Linked DNA regions of Homo sapiens: region 2 is linked to region 1. A link is an interaction called in ENCODE POLR2A ChIA-PET data of the cell type or tissue named here. Cell type or tissue: Panc1. All regions are shown on one strand. Links, peaks and the distances in the headings refer to the core of each region. The heading gives the core; the rest is flanking DNA. Region 1 has its middle 7.1 kb from the start of RPEL1. Region 2 overlaps NT5C2 (5'-nucleotidase, cytosolic II).

Evidence for each region. ChIA-PET counts read pairs that join two places held together with the same protein. Peaks named below come from ENCODE experiments on the same cell type or tissue, not always from the same donor. Only the 100,000 strongest peaks of a DNase experiment are listed, where the experiment ranks them.
Region 2: POLR2A ChIA-PET joins it to region 1 with 13 read pairs; 14 of 35 experiments call an interaction of 5 or more read pairs at or near these places.

Annotation. Positions count from the first base shown.
Region 1 is chr10:103,237,293-103,240,202 of GRCh38, forward strand. No RefSeq gene overlaps it. Among named protein-coding and RNA genes, the nearest start is that of RPEL1, 7.1 kb to the right of the region's middle. In Panc1, for the core only: a CTCF peak has its summit at 1,913; a DNase peak (open chromatin) is centred at 1,761; H3K27ac peaks cover 2,175 bases.
Region 2 is chr10:103,107,656-103,110,565 of GRCh38, forward strand. The region is part of intron 4 of NT5C2 (5'-nucleotidase, cytosolic II); the gene reads right to left. Among named protein-coding and RNA genes, the nearest start is that of NT5C2, 84 kb to the right of the region's middle. In Panc1, for the core only: no CTCF peak of the experiment used is centred there; no DNase peak of the experiment used is centred there.

The sequences.
Region 1 (2,910 bases), core at 267-2,766:
GGTGGCTCATGCTTGCAGTTTCAGAGCTTTAGGAGGGTGAGTCGGGAGGATCACTTGAGGCCAGGAGTTCAAGATTAGCCTGGGCAATATAACAAAACCCCGTCTCCACCAAAGAATCTTTTTGTTTTTAATTAGCCAAGCATGGTGGTGCATGTCTGTAGTTTCAGCTACTCAGGAGGCTCAAGCAGAAGGATTGCTTGAGCTCAGGAGTTCAAGGCTACAGTGAGCTAAGATCACACCACTGCACTCCAGCCTAGATGACAGAATCAGGCCCTGTCTCTTTTTTTTTTTTTTTTTTTTTTGAGATGGAGTCTCTCTCTGTCGCCCAGGCTGGAGTGCAGTGGCGCAATCTCAGCTCACTGCAAGCTCCGCTTCCCGGGTTCACGCCATTCTCCTGCTTCAGCCTCCCAAGTAGCTGGGACTACAGGTCCCCACCACCACGCCCAGCTAATTTTTTGTATTTTTAGTAGAGACGAGGTTTCACCGTATTAGCCAGGTTGGTCTCGACCTCCTGACCTCGTGATCCGCCCACCTCGGCCTCCCAAAGTGTCGGGATTACGGGCGTGAGCCACCAGGCCCGGCCAGGCCCTGTCTCTAAAAAAAAAAGACTGGGTGCAGTCTTTTTTTTACGCCTGTAATCCCAACACTTTGAGAGGCCAAAGCAGACAGATAGATCACCTAAGGTCAGGAGTTCAAGACCAGCCTGGCCAACATGGCGAAAACCCATCTCTACTAAAAATACAAAAAGTAGCCAGGATTGGTGGTGGGCACTTGTAGTCCCAGCTACTCGGGAGGCTGAGGCATGAGAATCATTTGAACCTGGGAGGCAGAAGTTGCTATGAGCTAAGATTGCACCACTACCTTTCAGCCTGGGTGACAGAGTGAGACTCCGTCTCAAAAAAAAAAAAAAGGAACAAAGAGAGTGCTTTGCAAACGAAGGAAGAACAAAAGAACAACAGAGGTTCCAGAAGACAGGAGTAGTTCATAGTGTCAAATGCCACACAAAGTGCAAGCAAAATAGCAATTGAAAACTACCTGCAGCCGGGTGCGGTGGCTCACGCCTGTAATCCCAGCACTTTGGGAGGCCCAGGCAGGCGGATCACCTGAGGCTAGAAGTTCAAGACCAGCCTGGCCAACATGGTGAAACCCTGTCTCTACTAAAAAATATACACAAAATTATCTGGGCATGGTGGCGGGCGCCTGTAGTCCCAGCTACTTGAGAGGCTGAGGCAGGAGAATTGCTTGAACCCGGGAGGCTGAGGCTGCAGTGAACCGAGATCGTGCCATTGCACTCCAGCCTGGGCAACAAGAGTGAAATTCCATCTCAAAAACAAACAAACAAAGAAACAAACAAAAAGCTACTTGCTAGATTGTGCAATTAGGAGGTTGCTGTGGCCTTGGGAAGAACAACTGGAGAGGTGGGGCCAGAAATGGAGTTAAGGGTGAGTGGGTAGCAAACAGGGCCTGCTCTTTTGATAAGCTCTGCTGTGAAGTGAACTTCCAAGACTGGCTTATAGCTAGAGAGAGGTACCTTTCTGAGGTGAGAGAAGCTTGACTGTTTATGTATGGAAGGAAAAGCCAGAAAGGAGAGAGTGAGGATGGAGGGAAGTGTGCTGCTGAGGATGGAGCCGAGCGCCGAGGAATTGGGAAGGATGGAATCCAGCACACACTGAGGGACTGGCCTCAGACAGCAAGAGGAGCACCACCCTGTGGACAAGAATGAAGAAAGGAGGCACTCATGGGCTGGGGTTTGGGAAAGAGATACAGGGAGCTGGGAGTAGGGGAAGGGAGTAAACCGATGGCAAGGAAGTTCCGGCCAGAGACCAGTTTGTTGGCATTTCTGAGCTGGACAATCATGACAAGGTCCAGGGCGTGCCTGACTGAGGCAGTTACGTCACTAGAGTTAGAAGGTCAAGAATTCTGAAATGGATAATCCTCGGGAACAGGTCTAGGGTGGAGAAAAAGTCTGGTAGGATCTATCCTCAGAGACAGATCAAGAGAAAGCTGTTTCTTGGCCTCCCACACAAACACATTGGGATTTTAAAAAATATTTCTTAGTCCTAGCTCATAACTTACCTAACTACTTTTGCCACAGTGTAAACCCATAGCTTCCTCAAGAAAAGATCAAACATTTAGAAAAAGTTAGACTGAAACTGTGAAGCAGGAGTCTGCCTGATAAATGTGGCTCTGTCCACTACATAATGGGTTTAATCTACATTTCCTTTTTTTTTTTTTTTTTTTTTTGTTGAGACAGGGTCTTGCTCTGTTGCCCAGGGTGGAGTGCAGTGGCACAATCACAGCTCACTGCAACCTTGACTTCCTGGGTTTCAGCGATCCTCCCACCTCAGCCTCCTGAGTAGCTGGGACTACAGGCAGGTGCCACCATGCCCATCTAATTTTTTTTTTTTTGGGGGGGGGACAAAGTCTCGCTCTGTTGCCAGGCTGGAGCACAGTGGCACGATCCCGGCTTACTGCAACCTCCACCACCTGGGTTCAAGCGATTCTCCTGCCTCGGCCTCCTGAGTAGCTGGGATTACAGGCACGCCCCACCATGCCCAGCTAATTTTTGTATTTTTAGTAGAGATGGGATTTCACCATGTTGGCCAGGATGGTCTCGATCTCTTCACCTCTTGATCCGCCTGCCTCAGTCTCCCAAAGTGCTGGGATTACAGGTGTGAGCCACTGTGCCCGGCCTTTTTTTATTTTCTGTAGGGATGAGGTCTCACTATGTTGCCCAGGTTGGTCTCAAACTCCTAGGCTCAAACCATTCTCCCGCCTTGGTCTCCCAAAGTGCTGGGATTACAGGCGTGAGCCACCATGCCTGGCCTTAATCTACTTTTCTGATTTAGACTATGACCTGGTCTCCATTCATTCTTCATTCATTCATTCATTCATTCATTCATTCAGCAA
Region 2 (2,910 bases), core at 149-2,648, 130 kb before region 1:
GAGCGAGACTCTGTCTAAAAAAAAAAAATATGCAAATGTGTATATAAAACTAAATCTCTCCTTATCTGCCAAAGGAGCATTGAGTTTGTTACAGGTCAAATAACAGGGATTTCAGGCAATGAGGGGTTCTCTCTCTATTGTGTAAGTCTGAAATTTTCCATAATGAAAAAACTTTTCAGAGTTTACTACTGAAATTCAAGCAGAAAGAAAATGTTGCGGCCAGGTGCGGTGGCTCACGCCTGTAATCCCAGCACTTTGGGAGCCCAAGGCGGGCGGATCACTTGAGGTCAGGAGTTCCAGACCAGCCTGGCCAACACAGTGAAACCCCGTCTCTACTAAAAACACAAAAATTAGTTGGACGTTGTGGCGGGCACCTGTAATCCCAGCTACTCGGGAGGGTGAGGCAGGAGAATCGCTTGAACCCAGGAGGTGGAGGCTGCAGTGAGCCGAGACCGTGCCACTACACTCCAGCCTTGGCGACAGAGTGAGACTGTCTCAAAAAGAAAAAAAAGAAAAGAAAAGAAAATGTTGCTCCTTTAAATAGGTTTCTTCCAAATGAAATATTTAGGTAAGCATCTTTCCATCAGTCTCCAGGAGTGAGTAAGCCATATTAAAAATAACAGCTAAAAAGACCTGCTAGCTTGCTAAATGCCAAATGAGGCAAAAATATCCATCCTATTCTTGTAATCTCATAATAATGCAACTATTATTATTATAGTTCTTCCATCTACTATTAACATCTTTAGCTTTTGGCGCAAACTGATTTTTCATTGCAATTAGTCTACCTATCCAAGTTGGTGCTAATACTTTAATGAGTGTGATTCAACTTTCCCTTTCCAAAAACAATCCTTTAGAATATTTCTGGAAATATATAACAGTAATACTAGTTGCCACGTAGGAAAGGAACTGAGTGGCCTTTAAGAGACAGGGAAGGAAACTGTCATGTACTTCTTGTACCTTTAAAACTTACATTAATGTATATCTATTTTTAAAATTAAACTGAAGTTTTTAAAAAGCAAGCTGGGCTTTCAAAATCCTTTAATAAATATTTGTCAGATTTTAAAACCAGAAGCCTTTTAAGGTCTTTTGAGTCTCATCAGAACAATGCCAAAAGAAAAAAACCATCTTTATTTCTTTTGTTGTCACAAGGGTAATAATAATTTAATGCCAATGCTAACCCTGGCTAACTTTTTTTTTTCTTTTTCTTTTTCTTTTTTTCTGAGTCAGAGTCTCGCTCCATTGCCCAGGCTGGAGTGCAGTGGCCGTGATCTTGACTCACTGCAACCTCTGCCTCCCAGATTCAAGCGATTCTCATGACTCAGCCTCCCAAGTAGCTGGGATTACAGGTGCCCGCCACCACACCTGGTATTTTTAGTTGAGACGGGGGTTTCACCATGTTGGCCAGGCTGGTCTCGAACTCCTGACCTCAAGTGATCCGCCTGCCTCGGGCTCCCAAAGTGCTGCTATTACAGGCTGAGCCACCATGCCCAGCCATGGCTAACATTTTCAAAACTGGCTATATTACCTTCTTCCCCTTAAATCCTGCCTCATCCTCTCCCATCCCCCTAAAAAAAACTTGTTGAAGACTTAAGTGTGGAATTCCTAAATCTATATGATGTACACTGTGGATAAAAAAATAAAGTGCTATATACACTAATAGAGTAAGAGCTGGTGTATCATAAAACCATAAGGCATGGCACCTACTGTTGTAAATTTGTTATAAGTATAACCACTCTCACCTTACCCTCCTCAATGCCCCATGCTCCCACCCCAGTTGCAAGTAAATCTCATTTTAGTACAATCTCCATAAAACAAAAATTATTTCTCAATCCTAACCAAGGCCCCATTTATTTCAAACTGTATTTAATGAAATAAAGTTCCAGTATAGCTAAGTAATTTGGGTAATCTACTGACATTTATTCTTACAGGATTTGGTCCATATAAAATGTTTTCAATTGTTAATTTTTTCAGAAGGACAATTTGCTGGATATGCCTTAAGAGTGGGAGACAAAAAACAAACCTTAATTACTCCCACCCACACTCACCCCTAAATCAGCAATTTCTCCAGCTAGAGAAATTAGGTAACTATAGAGCAATGGAGTGACTATCGAGTAAAACCTATGTCTATGAGACAATTTGGATTTGAAGCACAAATTAATGTACTCATAATTTTCAGTGAAAAACAATACAGGAGAGAAAAAGTCTCAAATCCCCATTTTGACAGCACAAATCCTAGAATAGCAGAAAATAAAAACACTATACTTGCCACATTATATTTATTGGCAGGGCAGAATTTCCCAAGTGTTCAACCGAAGTGACTTTCTAGAAATTCCACCTATGGAAATACTTTAAATTTCCTTTTTCTCAATGAACTCAGAGTACTTCCTAAAAATATGATATATCTTCCCCATTTGCTGACGTGAAGTTATATAGCAAGTACAAACATCAGCTGAAGCCAAAATTTAGGTCTCTTTGAGTCTCCAAAAGCTCTTTGTAAGGCCAGGAGTGGTAACTCACACCTGTAATCCCAGCACTTACACCTGTAATCCCAGCACTTTGGGAGGCCGGGGCGTGTGGATCACTTGAGGTCAGGAGTTTGAGACCACCCTGGCCAATATGGCGAAACCCCGTCTCTACTAAAAACACAAAAATTAGCTGGGCGTGGTGGCTCGCACCTGCAGTCCCAGCTACTTAGGAGGCTGAGGCAGGAGAAATGCTTGAACCCAGGAGGCGGAGGTTGCAGTGATCCAAGACTGCACCACTGCACTCCAGTCTGGGCAACAGAGTGAGACTTCATCTCAAAAAGCAAACAAACAAAAGCTCTTTGTGATAGGGTATATATACTACCACTGCAAAAAGTGAATTTCTAGATTACATAAGCCATCAAAACTTAAGCTTGGGTGTTGAAAC